Regions from separate parts of the Homo sapiens genome. Here region 1 is linked to region 2. The links are chromatin loops, found by intact Hi-C in ENCODE. Cell type or tissue: HCT116. All regions are shown on one strand. Links, peaks and the distances in the headings refer to the core of each region. The heading gives the core; the rest is flanking DNA.

What was found. Peaks named below come from ENCODE experiments on the same cell type or tissue, not always from the same donor. Only the 100,000 strongest peaks of a DNase experiment are listed, where the experiment ranks them.
Region 1: it touches region 2 in a loop (13-fold over the local background); 29 of 110 quality-filtered maps call a loop at or near these places.

The regions. Positions count from the first base shown.
Region 1 is chr13:95,291,379-95,300,598 of GRCh38, forward strand. The region is part of intron 1 of ABCC4 (ATP binding cassette subfamily C member 4 (PEL blood group)); the gene reads right to left. Among named protein-coding and RNA genes, the nearest start is that of ABCC4, 5.5 kb to the right of the region's middle. RefSeq lists enhancers at 5,246-5,335, 8,356-8,415. In HCT116, for the core only: a CTCF peak has its summit at 5,369 (motif pointing right); a DNase peak (open chromatin) is centred at 5,371.
Region 2 is chr13:95,399,354-95,408,573 of GRCh38, forward strand. It overlaps LOC124903193 (a long non-coding RNA gene), which reads right to left and starts at 5,735. Exons shown (of 2, transcript XR_007063839.1): 1 at 4,972-5,735. In HCT116, for the core only: a CTCF peak has its summit at 5,123 (motif pointing left); a DNase peak (open chromatin) is centred at 5,098.

The sequences.
Region 1 (9,220 bases), core at 4,181-6,680, 110 kb before region 2:
GCCCAGGTGATCCAATACTCCAATACCTCTTGACTTCCATAAAGCAGACCTCCATATGACACGACCTCTCTTGACACTTGTGGCCAAGTTAATCTAGCAACCACAGTGTTGATTAGTGGATCTGCCACAACCTAGAGGACATTCCTAGGACCCATCCTTTCTAGCATTCAGACTACGAAAGTGTTCCAAGAACTTTCAACAGCAACAATGAGCTGCTAAACGTTAGCATCTACAAAATGAATTTGCATAGGGATAGAAGAGCAGTTACATGGGGACAAGCCCTGCGGACTGTGAGGTCAATTGGCCATGTGTCCAATATAGCTCAACTGCATGTATCACTGATGATGCCCAAATTGACATAAACTTCCTGACCACATTGGCCAACATGATGAAACTCCATCTCTACTAAAATACAAGTATTAGCTGGGTGTGGTGGCGCGTGCCTGTAATCCCAGCTACTCGGGAGGCTGAGGCACGAGAATTGCTTGAACCAGAAGGTGGAGGTTGCAGTGAGCCAAGATCATACCACTGCACGCCAGCCTGGGCAACACAGTGAAACTCCATTTAAAGAAATAATAATAATAAGATAAACTTCTCCATGAGCCCCAAACTCATGACCAATTGAATGCCTATTCAACATCTCCACTTGAATGTGTAGCAGGCATCTCAAACTTAACAGGGTCAAAAATAAACTCCTGTCCAGGCACCATGGCGCATGCCTGTAATCCCAGCACTTTTGGAGGCTAGGGCGGGAGGATCACTTGAGCCCAGGAGTTCAATACCAGCCAGGGCAACATGGCAAAACTTCATCTCTACAAAAAATATAAAAAATTAGCTGGGCATGCTGGCACACACCTGTGGTCCCAGCTACTCAGGGGGCTGAGGTGGAAGGATGGCTTGAGCCCAGGAGGTGAAAGTTGCAGTGAACTGAGATCGCACCACTGCAATCCAGCCTGGGTGACAGAGTGACACCCTGTCTCAAACAAAGAAACAAAGATTTAATGTGGCCATGATAGCTGTCTTTGAATACTATGAGGCGAGCATATGAAGGGAGGTAGCCAACTTGCTCTGCGTGTTGACAAAAAAACAAAGGAGAGCGGCTCTGAACCTATTTTGGTTCTAGGAGCTGCTTGATTCACAGATCATTCTTTGCTTCATTAAATTCTGTAATGCTTTTCTTAGAAGTAAGTAAACACAAGTAGAAATTGCATGGAAAGAAAACTGTGGCTCAATACAACATAATTCTGGCATTCGAATCTAAAGTCATGAGAGTCACATAATGCATTTCCCCACTGCCCAGTATCTGGAAGGGATTCCTGTACTGAGTGTGGGCTAGAAGATCTCTTCCTTTCAACCCACTAATTCTATGACACTAAGGAAAAGGGGAAGATAGGAGCTAGCGCAGAGAAAAGAGCAGACAGGGACTAGGCCTGAAACAGACCAGCACGGAAGTGGTCATGGAACCCAGAAATGGAACAAGGAGCTACGTCGCAGGCCACAAAAGGGCTGTAAGTACTCATGAGTAAGGGGCTGGAAGTGGGAGAAGCAAAGTCTGAACATCTGCTGGGATGAAAGAGGGGAGGGCAACCTTGGGTGTAACAAACGCTACCGGCTGGCAGGGACGACATAGCGACTGAGGGGTGGTCATTCGCCACACGTCTCAGGCAACACTTTCTCCAACTGCAGTTCTGTGACCTGGACATCTCATCCCCTGCCAGGAACGATTTCCCACCTTCTCCATCCAAGCTCCAACAGGAAGGTAAACCCCTCCCCAGAGATCTCCATCTTGGCCAACATGGCAAAACCCTGTCTCTAACAACAACAAAAAAATTAGCCAGGCCTGGTGGTGCACATCTGTAATCCCAGCTACTTGGGAGGCTGCGGCAGGAGAATCGCTTGAGCCCGGGAGGCGGAGGTTGTAGTGAGCCGAGATCATGCCACTGCACTCCAGCCTGTGCGACAGAGACTCCATCTCAAAAAACAAAAACAAAAACAAAATCCCCACCCTCACACAGCTTTTCCATACTTCTACTCCAGCACACCCAACACGGGTTCAGGATGAACTCCTGCAGCAGCGACTGCTGGACACACGGACTATGTTTTTTTGAGATGGAGTCTCGCTCTGTTGCCCAGGCTGGAGTGCAGTGGCGTGATCTTGGCTCACTGCAACTTCTGCCTCCCGGGTTCAAGCAATTCTCCTGCCTCAGCCTCTCGAGTAGCTGGGACTACAGGTGCATGCCACCACGCCCAGCTAATTTTTGTATTTTTAGTAGAGACGGGGTTTCATTACGTTGGCCAGGCTGGTCTTGAACTCCTGACCTTGTGATCCACCTGCCTCGGCCTCCCAAAGTGCTGGGATTACAGGCATAAGCCACCGCACCCAGCCTGGACTACGTTTTCTTTTGCTTTTTTTTTTTTTTGAGACAGAGTCTCATTCTGTAGCCCAGGCTGGAGTGCAGTGGTGCAATCTTGGCTCACTGCAGCCTCCACCTCCTGGGTTAAAGCGATTCTCCTGCTCGGTCTCCCAAGTAGCTGGGATTACAGGCATGTGCCACCATGAAAGAAGGCAGGGTGCCTTCTTTCTTGCCAGGTGCAAATCCATTACAATAAAGTACCATTCCTGTTCTCAAAGAGCTCACACAATGAGGGAGGCAGCCACTGTATCGTGCAAATAATGCTAGCTATTAAACAAGCCCTGATTCTCAATGGCTTAATTCAAAATCACCAGCCGAGGCAGTGGATCACATGAAGTCAGGAGTTGGAGACCAGCCTGGCCAACACAGCAAAACCCCTTCTCTACTAAAAATACAAAATAAATAAATAAATAAAAAATTATCCGGGCGTGGTTTTGAGCTCCTGTAATCCCAGATACTTGGGAGGAGGCTAAGGCAAGAGAATCGCTTGAACCCGGGAGGCAGAGGTTGCAGTGAGCCGAGATCACGCCACTGCACTCTAGCCTGCAAGACAGAGATAGACTCCGTCTCAAAAAAGAAAACAAGAAACCAAGACCATGCCTATTGTCATGCTATAGTCCCCTTTTGGGCCATCTAGGGTGGTGAACAACACCATACATTTACTCCTAGCTGGACTTTCACCATCTTGCGGCTCGGCCTCCTCTCAGTCCTCCTCCTCTCCAGGAGGCCTCTTTATTCAGCTGGAGAGGCGTTGCATGGGGCTGGTTTTTGTGTTCCAGTCGTGGAAGCGAGACACCTTTTGCAACCACTTCCTATTGGCCAGGTCTCAGTTTCATGGTCACCTCTGACCACAAGGTTGGGGTAGAAAACATAGTCCAGGCTGGGCATGGCGGCTCACGCCTGTAATCCCAGCACTTTGGGAGGCCCAGGTGGGTGGATCACCCGAGGTCAGGAGTTCAAGACCAGCCTGGACAACATGTTGAAACCCCATCTCTCCTAAAAGTACAAAAAATTAGCTGAGCATGGTGGCGCACATCTGTAGTCCCAGCTATTTGGGAGGCTGAGACAGGAGAATCGCTTGAACTCCGGAGGCAGAGGTTGCAATGAGCCGAGATCACGCCACTGCACTCCAGCTTGGGCAACAAGAGTGAAACTCCATCTCAAAAATTAAAAAATTAAAAACAAAAAATAAAATAAAAATAAGGCACTCAAATGTTTGCTAAATGAATAATCTAAACCGCAGAGGATCAAGGCAGTAACCTTGGCCTCCCAGACACCGATCAAGTAGAATTGGACACCAAAGACTGAGAAAGACCTGAGAAACGTGGCTCCCAAATCTCAGCATCTGAATCAACCAGGAAATAATGCTTTAAAAAATGCAGATTTCAGGATGCTCAACCCCAAGAGACTGTGATTCTGCAGACACAGAAATTTACTATTTGGCCGGCCACAGTGACTCACACCTGCAATGTCAGCACTTTGGGAGGCCAAGGCGGGAGAATCACTTGAAGCCAAGAGTTTAAGACCAACATGGGCAACACAGCGAGACCTGGTCTCTACCAAAAATGTATTAATAAAAATTACTGGCCAGGCACAGTGGCTCGCCCCCGTAATCCCAGCACTTTGGGAGGCCGAGGTGGGTAGATCACAAGGTCAGAAGATCAAGACCATCCTGGTCAACATGATGAAATCCCATCTCTACTGAAAATACAAAAATTAGCTGGATGCAGTGGCGTGCGCTTGTAGTCCCAGCTACTCAGGAGGCTGAGACAGGAGAATCACTTGAACCCTGGAGGCAGAGATTGTAGTGACCCAAGATCACGCCACCGCACTCCAGACTGGGCAACAGAGCAAGACTCCGTCCCCCGCCCCTCAAAAAATTAGCTAGGTGTCCAGGTGCGGTGGCTCATGCTTGTAATCCCAGCACTTTGGGAGGCCAAGGAGGGCGGATCACAAGGTCAGGAGTTCAAGACCAGCCTGGCCAACATACTGAAACCCCATTTCTACTAAAAACACACAAAAAAATTAGTTGGGCATAGTGGCAGGCACCTGTAGTCCCAGCTACTTGGGAGGCTGAGGCAGGAGAATCACTTGAACCCAGGAGGCAGAGGTTGCAGTGAGCTGAGATCACACCACTGCACTCCAGCCTGGGTGACAGTGAGACTCCGTCAAAAAAAAAAAAAAAAAACACTTTAGCTAGGTGTGGTGGCGTGCACCTGTAGCTCAGCTACTTGGGAGGCTGAGCTGGAAGGATCACTTAAGCCTAGGAATTTGAGGCTACAATGAGCCATGATTGCATCACTGCACTCCCACCTGGGCAACAGAGCAAGACCCTGTCTCAAAACACACACACACACACACACACACACACACACACACACACACACACACAAAAACACAAAATTAAATGGCCAGGAATAGTGGCTCATTCCTGTAATCCCAACGCTTGGGAAAACCAAGGCAGGAGGACTGCTTGAGCCCAGGATTTTGAGACCAGCCTGGGCAACATAGTGAGACCTCATCTCTACAAGAAAAATATTTTTTTTATTATAGAAAAAGAAAATATAAAATTAAACATTTGATGCATTGACTGAGGGCCTCACACACCCTTCCTCTCTAAGCCATCCCCTGCCCTCAGCCACTTGTGTTTGCTTCTATAGTCATGTCATCAGCTCTCTAGGGCAGGTCTCCAGAGAGTCTGTCTGGTCACCAGTGGCAGTTTCCACAGCAGCACAGGCTTTGCAAGATGACACTTCACCCACTGAGATATGGCCAGCAACAGGGGAGCAAGGATTTAACCACTTTCTGTGGGCCAGATGCATCTGGAGATCCCTCTCAATGCCCATATTTAGGGAAAAGTCCTTCGTTGTTAGCCTCCACCCTGCTGCTGACCCCAGATCACCTCTGGATCAGGTGTGGGCAGAGGAATGCAAAGTGCCTGCCGGGCACCAGGGGGCAGCAGGACAATTCCTAGGAGAGTCTCAGGGATTGACCCATCTTGTGCCCAGCTGGCCACAGTTCATAGGCTATGCCACTTATTTCCACTAACGGGAAAGAGGAGGAATTATTCAATAAATGATAATGGGGAAAACGAGCTGTTTGGGGAAAAAATGGGGACTATCTCATATCAAATACCAAAAGAAATTCTAGCTGCCTTTATTGTTAGAAATGAAACAATAGCTAAAAGAAAATGGAAGGCCAGGCACAGTGGCTCACACCTGTAATCCCAGCACTTTGGGAGGCCGATGCAGGTGTATCACCTGAGGTCAGGAGTTCGAGACCAGCCTGGCCAACATGGTGAAACCCTGTCTCTACTAAAAACATGAAAATTAGCCAGGTATGGTGGTGGGCACTTGTAATCCCAGCTACTTGGGAGTCTGAAGCAGGAGAATCACTTGAACCCTGGAGGCGGAGGTTGCAGTGAGCCGAGATCACACCACGGCCAGCCTGGCAACAGAGCTAAAACTCTGTCTCATAAAAAAAAAAAAGAAAGAAAAAAGAAAGAAATAGGTGAAAATACTACCTTTAAAAATCCACAATTGCCAACAGCCATAATGCATGACTCCTTTTAGACTCCAAGTCCAAATTATGCTATAAATACACCAAAATCCCGGGAAAATACTTTGAATAAAAGTCAGTAAGCCAGTTATTGGCATCATTTAGGTAGGCAGCTGCCAGTTCACAAGTTCAGAAAGCAGATGATATTTGAGAAGAAAAGCAAACACTCAACAAGAAGGTGAAAAAGCAGTTTTTCCCTACAAGGTGGGCCCTGTCTCCAGGCAGCCACTTCCTGGATGGGCTCATTTCAGCTTTCCACTGGCAGTGGGAAGGGTACACAAATACTGACCTAAAAGCAGGAGGCTAAGGCACAAAATATAACTCAAGAATTTACTACAGACCCAGTGTGGTGGTTCATGCCTGTAATCCCAGCACTTTGGGAGGCCGAGGCAGGCAGATCGCTGGAGCTCAAACTCCTGAGCTGTGGATTACAGTGTCCTTGGGGCACTGTTAGGTTAATCTGTAGCTATGTGGCAATATGAAGTACTTTCGAGTGATAAGTAAATAGCTCAAGGGGGTGGGAACTACGAGGTGACTGCTGTGTCATTTTAATGTCTCTCTGGGCCTGATAATTTAAAAGGACTCCGCATTCCTCAGATGATGATTATTATTATTTTCTCACTATGAGGCCTCAGACTTTAAAATCCCTCAAACTGGCCCAGGCACAGTGGCTCATGCCTGTAATCCCAGCATTTTTGGAGGCCAAGGCGGGCAGATCACCTGAGGTCAGGAGTTCAAGACCAGCCTGGCCAACATGGTGCAACCCCATCTCTACCAAAAATACAAAAATTAGCTGGGTGTGAGGGTGCACGCCTATAGTCCCAGCTACTTGAGAGACTGGGGCAGGAGAATCACTTGAACCCAGGAGGCAGAGGTTGCAGTGAGCAGAGATTGCACCACTGCACTCCAGCCTGGGTGACAGAGCTGAGCAACAGAGAAAGACTCCGTCTCAAAAAAAAGAAATAAAGAAATTTTAACAATTAAAAATAAAGAAAAGCATAATACTGTAATAATACTCCAATGAAAGGAGTAGCTGGAAGCAGTAAGCGCCTCAAATCAGGATCACCTGGAGCACTTGAAACCTCACCACCCCCACCCACACACCCAGTGTTTCCAGTTTTACTGAATCAGTCCAGAGTGGATGCTGGAGAATCTGCATCTCTTAGAATCTCCCAAGTGATGCCGATGCTGCTGCTCTGAGTGCTATGCTTTGAGAACAGCTGCCCTAAAGCACACTAATAGTTGTTACACATGCATCATCTCCAACTGCAGGTACTTTAAGAATTTCCCTTGAGAAACTCTAGCCTTCCAGAACAGGGAGCGCCTTCTCCATGCATTTCCGACAGCACCTGAACTGGAAGCAGCTCAGTACAGCAGCTCCAAAGAGGCTGGGGAGCCAGTCTGCCCAGCTTTGGAGCCTGCTCTGACACTTGATTGTTGTGTGAGTCCAGGCAACTTAACCACTCTCAGCTTAAGTGTCCTCGGAGTAAAACAGAGGTCTACTAGCTCCTTCCCTTCCATCAGGGAAACCGGAAATGAACACCTACTCAAGTCATCAATGGGAGCGCATCACTTCCTATTTCCCTGCCACCTACATTTTGAAAATGCAGGGGGAGAAAAATATAAGGAGGCAGGAGTCACATCTGTAATCCCAGACTTTGGGTGGCCGAAGCGGGAGGAACACTTGAGCCCAGGAGTTCAAGACCAGCCTGAGCAACAACATAGAGAGCCCTATCTCTACAAAAAAAATTTTTTTTTATTATCCGGGCATGGTGACACACACCTGGAGCCCCAGCTACTCGGGAGGCTGAGGCAGGAGGATTGCTTCGGCCCAGGAGTTGGAGGCTGCAGCAAGCTATGAATGTGTCACTGCCCTCCAGCCTGGGTCACAGCTTGCACAAAGCAAGATCCTGTCTCAAAAAAAAAAAAAAAAAGTTCCTTGCCCTGCCTGAAGTTGAGGAGACCATTTGTCTACCTCAAGTTATTATTTGCAGAAACCACACCCATATTCCTTCCTCCTCCACGTGCCCCTCTCCTTAAGAGAAAGGCCGCCAAACAACCAAGAGAAGTTCCTACACCCACTGAGTGTACCACAATCGAAACAAGAGTAAGCGACTCATCCTCTTGGAATCCCCTAGGTCAAGCTTGTCCAACCTGAGGCCCATGGGCTGCCAAATTCGTAAGCTTTCTTAAAACATCAGATTTTTTTTTGCGATTTTTTTTTAGCTCATCAGCTATCATTAGTGTTAGTGTATGATTAGTGTTAGTGTATTTTATGTATGGCCCAAGACAATTCTTCCAGTGTGGCCCAGGGAACCCAAAAAATTGGAGACCCCCACCCTAGGTTGTCCCATAATAAAAGGCAATATCAACATGTGGGAAAGATGAGGCGGCAGAGGTCAAGAAACAGAAGATCTAATAATCATCCAAGTGAGATTGAAGCCCTTCAAAGGTTCAGGCTTATGTAGTTAGCAGACGGAATTCCCCCACACACACCCGCCACTCCCCCAAGACGGAGTCTCACTCTGTCACCCAGGCTGGAGTACAGTGGGGCGATCTCAGCTCACTGCAACCTCCGCCTACTGGGTTCAAGCAATTCCCCTGCCTCAGCCTCCTGAGTAGCTGGGATTACAGGCGTGCTCCACCACACCCGGCTAATTTTTGTATTTTTAGTAGAGACGGGGTTTCACCATGTCAGCCAGGCTGGTCTCGAACTCCTGACCTCGTGATCCACCCACCTCTGCCTCCCAAAGTGCAGGGATACAGGCGTGAGCCACCGCGCCAGGCCAAGATGGAAATTTTAGTTACTACTGTCACCCGAGTCTTTCTCCGTTTGTTTCCTTGCACAAAATGGGTAGGGCTGTGGGCCCTCCCAGCTCAGGAGCCCTGGGGTGGTTTTAAGAAGGTAGAACTCCTGGTAGGAACCACCTGCATCAAGACCATGGATCACCTCTCTGAAGGTTAGCGATTCCAGGGACCCCACCTCCGAGCTGTCCTCCTACGTGGAAGTGAAAGTATTGGAAACAGGGGAAAGAAGCTGGTCAAAGACAGACTCCAGTCGTGGCGGTGCATGTCCCAGTTAAAAGCAAATCCTGGAAAATCTTGTTCAAGAACAGGGTCCCCATTCATAAATGAAAAATAATAATAGTGTTATTTTACCCACATGAAACTTGCCATAACTAGGTACCACGACCCACATGGACACACAGTGAGATTCCCACAAAGAGGCAAAAGGAGAGCCCTGGTCA
Region 2 (9,220 bases), core at 3,592-6,091:
TACAGGCGTGCACCACCATGCCGGGCTAATTTTTGTATATTTAGTAAAGATGGGTTTTTACCATGTTGGCCAGGCTGGTCTCGAACTCCTGACCTCAAGTGATCTGCCCACCTTGACCTCCCAAAGTGGTAGGATTACAGGTGTGAGCCACCGCGCCCAGCCCAAGTTAGCTCCTTTAAAAACATATTTTGGGCCAGGCACAGTGACTCAAAAAATATTTTTAAAGGAACTAACTTGGTAACTTATGTTCCCAATACTTTGGGAGGCCCAGGTGGGAGGATCGCTTGAGCCCAGGAGTTCAAGGCCAGCCTGGGCAACATAGTGAGACCCTATATTTATGAAAAATGAAAATATTAGCTGGGCATGGTGGTGTGTGCCTGTAGTTCCAGCTCCTCAGAAGGCCGAGGTGGGAGGATTGCTGAGCTCAGGAGGTCAAGGCTGCAGTGAGTTGTGATCGTGCCACTGCACTCGCAGCCTGAGGAACAGAGTGAAATCCTGTCTCAAAAACTTTTTTTTAATTAAAAAAAAACGTACTTTGAAGACACCTACACACAGATACATACAGCTGTGTACTATAGGCATAGCTTCCATTTGAACCAAGTCTTTTTTTTTTTTTTGAGACGGAGCCTCACTTTGTCACTCAGGCTGGAGTGCAGTGGCACGATCTCAGCTGACTGCAAACTCCACCTCCTGGATTCAAGCAATTCTTATGCCTCAGCCTCCAGAGTAGCTAGGATTACAGGCGCCTGCCACCACACCCGGCTAATTTTTGTATTTTTAGTAGAGATGGGGTTTCACCATGTTGGCCACGCTGGTCTTGAACTTCTGACCTCAAGTGATCCACCTGCCTCCGTCTCCCAAAGTGCTGGGATTATAGGTGTGAGCCACCGCACCTGGCCTGAACCAAGTCTTTAAGAGGGAGAATTCTGGGTGTGTTGGACTGGAAAGGAAAGGAAGTAGTTCTGGGCTTTTCCTTGGTGATCTTGGGGAGCCCACCCCTACCCTGGCAAGGGCCTTGGCATCCAGCTTCAGGTAGACCTCAGACCACAGGGGATACAGCATGGAGTTCCCTGTGTCCACCTGTGCCCTGACCTCTGGGTAATTCTCAGACAAAACCCACAGTACTTTAGGGGCCAAGGGCAAGCTTCCCCTTCACCCTCTGAAGGCTCATGGAAAAGTCAACTGACAAAAAGCAGGTTAAGAACAGAGAAGGCATACAAATTCATTAATATGCATGGGAGTCGTAAGACCTCAGATACATGGCTGGATGGCTGATGCTTCTTTTTTAAAAGTTTTTTTTTTAATTTAATAGCTATTTTTTTAGAGATGGAGTCTCACTCCATCACCCAGGCTGAAGTGCAGTGGTGCGATCATAGCTCACTGGATCTTTGAACTCCTGTGCTCAAGCGATCCTCCCACCTCAGCCTCTTGAATAGCTGGGACCACAGGTGCACACCATCACATCTGGCTAATTTTTTGTTTGTTTGTTTGTTTCTGAGACAGGGTCTCACTCTGTCACCCAGGCTGGAGTGCAGTGGCTTGACCATGGCTCATTGCAGCCTCAACCTCCGGGCTCAAGAAATCCTCCCACTTCAGCCTCCCAAGTAGCTGGGACTACAGGCATGCACCAGCACACTGGGCTAATTTTTATATTTTTAGTAGAGATGGGGTTTTGTCATGTTGCATATATATATACATATATATGTGTATATATGTGTGATATATATATGTATACATATATACATATATATATGTATATATGTATACATATATATATATATATATTTTTTTTTTTTTTTGTAGAGACGGAGTCTTACTTTGTTGCCCAGGCTGGTCTCAAACTCCTGGCTTCAAGCAATCCTCCCACCTTGGCCTTCCAAAGTGCTGGGATTATGGTCCCACCTTGCCCAGCCTGGTTGATGCTTTTCTGTAACCATCTTGAGGTTTCAGAAAAAACGAGGGCTTGGAGCAAGACCAGACAGGTTATGGGAAGGAGAGAAGAGGGGGCTTGGCTTACAAAGGTCATCTTGTTATGTAGATGAAATCTCACAGGTAGCAGCTCTCAGAGAGAAGAGATGGTGAATGTTCTTTTCAGATGTTTAAAGGTGTCGGACTCTCAGTTCATCTTTCCCAGATTGGACAATGGAAGGCCTCAGGGAAAGCCTGGTTGCACCCGTGTGGATTTTCTCTACAGGTGCAAATCTCCCCAACAAAGGGTAGCTTTGCAGCTTTTCCTTTATTTCCAGACCTTCTGAATAGCCATGTTGTACCATGTCAAGGAAATCTATTTTGGGGTGAAATATTTCAGTTTCCTTCAGTAATTTTGGAGGTGATGTTGAGTTGTAGGAGGGGGAGATAAGATTATTATTTTTCCTACATAAACTACTGTCATTGAGTACCATTTTTCTATTGCCTCTACCACACAGAGAAGAATGTATCAAGCACTCTAGTAGGCACTGCAGTATTTACAACTGAGAAAATAAGCAACTGGAAATATAAAAATTGTTACCTAGGGACGGGCAGGTGGCTCATGCCTGTAATCCCAGCACTTTGGGAGGCCAAGGCGGGTGGATCACTTCAGGTCAGGAGTTTGAGGCCAGTCTGGCCAACATGGTGAAACACTGTCTCTACTAAAAATGCAAAAATTAGCTGGGTGTGGAGGTGCATGCTTGTAATCCCAGATACTCGGGAGGCTGAGGCAGGAGAATCACTTGAACCCAGGAGATGAAGTTTGCAGTGAGCCGAGGTCACGGCACTACACTCCAGCCTGAGCAACAGAGCAAGACTCTGTCTCAAAAAACAAAACAAATTAAAATACAATAATAAATGAATAAAAATTGTTACCTATTTATTTTGGAGGAAACATATCTTGCCTAAACCCTAGCTTTCATTCAAAATGAATGATATATCAGAATGTCAGCCAAATTATAGCTAAGATTCATTTTCCCTATGAGTCTCTGTTTTGTTATGATTACAGCCTACAGCACCACTCAATTGTTAATGGTAACTGAAAAAATATATATATAATCCTCTGCTTCCCAGGTTCACGCCATCCTCCCACCTCAGCCTCCCAAGTAGCTGGGATTACAAGCATGGACCACCACGCCCACCTAATTTTTGTACTTGTGTTAGAGGCAGGGTTTCACCATGTTGGCCAGCTGGTCTCAAACTCCTGACCTCAAATAATCTGCCCGCCTCAGCCCCGCAAAGTGCCGGGATTACGGGCATGAGCCACTGCGCCTGGCCACTGAAAATATTTTAAAAATAATTTCGAAATGTAAAAATGATCTATAAATGATCCATTATGTGAAGCTAATTGCTTCTTTGCTTTTATATACATTCAAAAAAAGAAGCCAGTGTCATTGTGGATTAGACTCATGAACTTCCCCCCCACCCGCTTTTTCTCCTCCTTTTCACCAAAAAATTAGTCATTAGACTGATAACTGACAACAGAATGATGCCAAGTTGGTCAACTGCTGTCAAGCAACTCTCAATCTTCTTTTTCTTTTTTTGTTTGAGATGAAGTTTTGCTCTTGTCACCCAGGCTGGAGTGCAATGGCATGATCTTGGCTCACTGCAACCTCTGCCTCCTAGTTTCAAGGGATTCTCCTGCCTCAGCCTCCTGAGTAGCTGGGACTACAGGTGTGTGACACCACACCCGGCTAATTTTTGTATTTTTAATAGAGATTGGGTTTCACCGTGTTGGCCAGGCTGGTCTCAAACTCCTGACCTCAGGTGATCTGCCCGCTTGGCCTCCTAAAGGGCTGGGATTACAGGCGTGAGCCACTGCACCCGGCCTCAATTTTCTTTAATAAAAGATTAATTGGTGTCAGGTTGCTTAGGGAGAGGGGAGCAAAAACTCAGTCTTCAGCAACTGTGGGCTGTTTCTGGTGAATTAGTACCTCCTCCTGGCAATACTTTATCCAGCAGTGTTGCTGACAAATGGAAGTTGCTGGGGTGGGTGGAAGAGAAGGAGTAAACAGGGGGTCAGTTTTAGTGGCTTTATGTACCTGCTGTGGATAAATCAGTTCAGTGGATTTTTCATTTCCTTTTTCCACAAAGTGAGAAATAGTAGAGAGAATTAAGCTAAAAGACCGTTTGTAAATACAAAGTCACTGCATCTTCCCCCTCCACCAACATGATATATTCTCGAGTTTCTATTGTGTTCTAGGCCCTTAGATGAGTACTATGTGCTTAGTGTGTGCCTGTCCTCAGCAGGGTAATTCCACTTGCATCAGCCCCTCCTCGCATTGCTATAAAGAAATGCCTGAGACTGGGTCACTTATAAAGAAAAGAGGCTCAATTGGCTCCTGGTTCTGCAGGCTGTGCAGGAAGCATTATACTGGGATCTGCTTCCGGGGAGGCTCCAGGAAGCTTCCAATCATGTTGGAAGGTGAAGGGAGAGCAGGCGCCTTACATGGCCAAAGCAGGAGCAAAAGGAGAGAGTGGAGATGCCACACACTTTTAAACAACCAGGTCTCAGGAGAACTCACGATCGCCAGGACAGCACCAAGGGGATGGCGCCAAACCATTCATGAGAGACCCACCCCTCCTCCCGCGATCCATCCAATCACCTCCCACCAGGCCCCACCTCCAACGCTGGGGATTACAATTCGACAGGAGATTTGGGCGGGGTCGCACATCCAAACCGTATCCCCACTTGTTTCCCACCAAATGGTCTGCCCTTAGCCAGTCCCTCTGACTTTCTCAGTAAGAAAGTGCGAACTGAGGTGCCTGAGTGGCAGAGCTGGGATTGGAAAGCAACGTAGTGGATCCCAGAGTCAACATTCCGTTTTTGCGGGGTGGGGGTTGGAGGAGTTGGGAGGTCTTACTATATTGCCCAGGCTGGTCTCGAATTCCCATAGGCTCAAGCGATCCTCCCGAGTGCGGAGATTACAGGTGTGCGCCACGGCGCCCGGCTCCAAAGTCAACGTTCTTAACGTCTGCCTTACACTGTCTCCATGTTCTTACCTTTCATCCATTTTCTCTGGCTCATCATCTTGTCCATTTCCCTTCTCAGGGTCACCACCTCCCTCAGACGTTTCTGGGACAGATCCAAGCCAGCAGAGCAGCTGCTCGCTCCAGAGCCGTGGTGTCTTCCTGGTGCATCAGCGCCACCGCGTGGCAAAACAGGGCAACTGTAGGAATCGACTTTCCATCTATTTGGAGCTCATCAGTGCTTTTCTTTTAGGTGACAACAGAGTTGTCCGGCAGGTTTTTCCTTTCTTTTCTTCAAGTAGGGTAACATTAGTTCACATCTGCTCAAAATAATTTATGTTCGTATTCTAACAGACTCATATGGCAGGAACAAGAAGTGCACATGCCAAAAGAAAGGCAGAGGACTGCAGGAGCAAGACGGGTTGCAAGGGGCGTGATGACTAGCACAATCCTGGCCCCTCTTCTTCCAGCATTATAAAGACACAGTAGAATAATAGTGCATGAGTTATTGTGACAGTAGCACTTTTCAAAAATATATAGCATTGTGGAAACAGACGCCTCCAAATATATATTCCTCACTGCAATAAATGTCTATGTAAGAGTAATATCTAAATCTGGTTACGTATGTGCTAGCCCTTACTTGCACATCTGATAGTGTTCCACGATTCCTTTGCAGAAGCTGTGGCTGACTTTCCCACCTGGGGTGATTTCAGGACAATATTAAGGTGCTTTGTTCTCCCTGTAAGGAAGCAAGTTGGATAATGTACACAAAACTAAAAGCATATGTTCAGTATAGTTAATAAGTAAATTGGTGATCTGTAAGCCATATTAAGATAAATGGAATAAACAGTATAATGGAACAGACAGCAATGTTCCTCAAAGATAGAAAATCACTCTGCACCTTATAAGCTGACAGCTGTGTCATGTCATGCCTAAGTCAACCACACATTGGTGAGACCCAGTGTGGTCCCATTCTGGCCCCATATGCACTCTGCCCAAGAAAAGGGAGATAAGCCCAGTGCTGCTCAGTGGGCTGACCAGCCAGCTGCAGCGGTGGGCACGTGTGCGTGCTCTGTGTCTTCTGGTGGAGGAGGGGATGTGTCGGCTCCAGGTGCGGCCATTTCTTGGGTCCCTCTACTGGAACTTCCATGCTGGTCCTTACATCCGTGCTACCATGAGGCTGATATAGCTGAGAAAGGGATAAGACATGTAAACTTTGCGTGATCTGGATCCAGACAGTGTGCTCCTTCTGTCCCACTTGCATCCTATCCTAAGCTTGTTAACCTTTTGGACTGTGTGTCTTTCTGCTCCGCGACCCTGGGATGGCTCGCCTTGGTGGTGCTCTGGGAGCTACTGGTGCATCTAGGTAATTTTCTACACAAGTACAGGTAAGGGTTAAGCTGTTTGGGTGTCAGAAATTCTATGTAGGAGGGTCATAGGGAAAACAGTTTATTTGGAAAAAGAGGCTGGAAGGCTGGTCTTGAGGCTGTATTTTCTTTTTTCTTTTTCTTTTATATTTTCTTAGAGATGGGGAGTTTCACGCTGGTCACCTAGGCTGGAGTGCAATGGTACGATCTCGGCTCACTGTAGCCTTTGCATCCTGGGGTTCAAGCGATTCTTGTGCCTCAGCCTCCCAAATAGCTGGAATTACAGGCATGCGCCACCATGTCCAGCTAATTTTTTGTAGTTTTTAGTAGAGATGGAGTTTCACCATGTTGGCCAGGCTGGTCTCGAACTCCTGACCTCAAGTGATCTGCCCACGTCAGCCTCCCAAAGTGGTGGGATTACAGTCATGAACCACCGTGCCTGGCCTGAACCTGCATTTTCTTAGTGTATTAGTCAGCTCTGGCTGCCCTAACAAAAAGCCACAGACCCAGTGGCTTAAACAAAAGGAATTTATTTTCTTACAGTTATGGAGACTGAAAGTCCAAGGTCAAGGTGCTGGCAGGGTTGGGGTCTGGGTTCTCTCTTTGGATTGCAGACGGCTGCCTCCTTGCCATGCCTCATGGCCTCTCCTTAGTGTGTGTGGATGGAGAGAGGAAGAGGAACCAAGCTCGCTGGTGTCTCTTATAAGGGCACTGATTCCATCATGCAAACTCCACCCTCATGATCTCATCTAGGCTTCATCACCTCCCAGAGGCATCACAATGGGGTAGAGAGAGCTTCACCATAATGACTTTTAGGGGGACATAATTCAGTCCACAGCATTTAGCAAACACATTTTTTATTTAGAGTGACGGAGGTGGGAGGGGGCAGCTCTGAATTAGCCTTCACTGAACTGAAAAACATTTATTCCTGGGAAACGCAACATGCCAAGTGAAATCCACACTAACCTGCAGGTGGTAGCGGATCCCTGCCTGAGAGCAGCTTGGGGTTGGGGGCGAGGAGGGAAGGGAGTGGGCAGGGGGTGCTGATGATGGTGGACTCATCAAAGAGGGGAGGAAAAGGGAGAAGAGAACACAGTCATCCTTAGGTTGCGAACCAGGGCAAAGACAAACTTCTGCCTAAATCACAACTCTGACTCATGGAGGTCCTGCTAAGCATCTGGCAAATTTTATAAAGAAAAATGTTCTGGGCCTCCCAACTACAGGTTTAAAAATCTACATTTTCTCTAAGGCTAGTAAAATATGTGTTTCTCATCTCAAAGAGACGTGGACATTACTTCCGCCATTGCTTCTACACATCACCTTCCCCACATCCATCAGAGGGTGTGTACGAAGCACTCACCCTGGACCCCAAGGCTTGCCTGCGACAGAGCTCGCTCCATCTGCAGAGTCCGTTAAACAGATTTTGCGGCAAATTCAAGTTGATCCACAGCAGTTATAAATCCAGCACTCCAGGCCGGGCACGGTAGCTCACACCTGTAATCCCAGCACTTGGGGAGGCCGAGGTGGGCAGATCACTTGAGGTCAGGAGTTCAAGACCAGCCGGGCCAATATGGCGAAACCCCATCTCTACTAAAAATACAAAAATTAGCCAGGCATGGTGGTACATGCCTATAATCCCAGCTACTTGGGAGGCTGAGGCATGAGAATTGCTTGAACCTGGGAGGCAGAGGTTGCAGTGAGGCTGAGATCACACCACTGCACTCCAGCCTGGGTGACAGAGTGAAACTGTTTCTCAGTAATAATAATAATAATATAAAAAAACAAATTCAGCACTACTCAGTTCAGTCATCAGCCCAGGAGGAGTCCAGGACAACGGAAAGCTAGAACAAAGGGAGCAGTACTGAACCCCTTCCAAGCCCTGGAAAAACTGCACGCACAGACCAGGGCACCAGGTGATACTTGGTACACAGGTAGGTGACTCCTATTTATCAGATGGGAGGCTGACTGCTCTGTGCTCATTGGCTTCCTGGTGGCATCTCTGATTTACTAGCCAGGCTGCGCATGGTGGCTCACACCTTTAATCCCAGCACTTTGGGAGGCCGAGGCGGGTGGATCACCTGAAGTCAGGAGTTCAAGACCAGCCTGGCCAATATGGTGAAACCCCATCTCTACTAAAAATACAAAAATTAGCCAGGTGTGTAATCCCAACTACTCGGGAGGCTGAGGCAGGAGAATTGCTTGAACCCAGGAGACAGAGGTTGCAGTGAGCAGAGATCGCATCAGTGCACTCCAGCCTGGGTGACAGAGTGAGACTGTCTCAAAAAAAACAAAAACAAAAAAAAAAGCCAGGCATGGTGGCAGGCACGTGTAGTCCCAGCTACTCGGGAGGCTGAGGTGGGAGGATTGCTTGAACCTGGGAGGCAGAGGTTGCAGTGAGCCAAGATCATGCCACTGCACTCCAGCCTGGGTGACAGAGCGAGACCCTGTCTCAAATTAAAAATAAATAAATAAATAAACAAAAGCAAATCAGGCCCAGTTTGAAGGTAGAGATGGGGTCATTTATATGGATGCAACTACTGGCCATTGATTGTATGCCAAGCACTGTGCTTGCTTTCCATATTTTTTTCTAGGTTTTTGTTTTTGTTTTTGTTTTTTGGTCTGTCGCCTGGCATGGAGTGCAGTGACACCAGTGCGACTCACTGCAGCCTTGACCTCCCGAACTCAATTGATCCTCCCACCTCAGCCTCCCATAGCTGGGACTACAGGCTCACACTACTATGCTCAGCTAATTTTTTAAATTAATTATTGTTTTTTTAAATTAATTATTATTTGTAGGGATGGGGGTCTCTCTATGTTGCACCTGGCCAAGACATCATTCTAACTGAACTACGCAAGTCACAAAAGGACAAATACTGTATGATTCTGTTCAAGTGAGATGCCTAGAATAGTCAGAT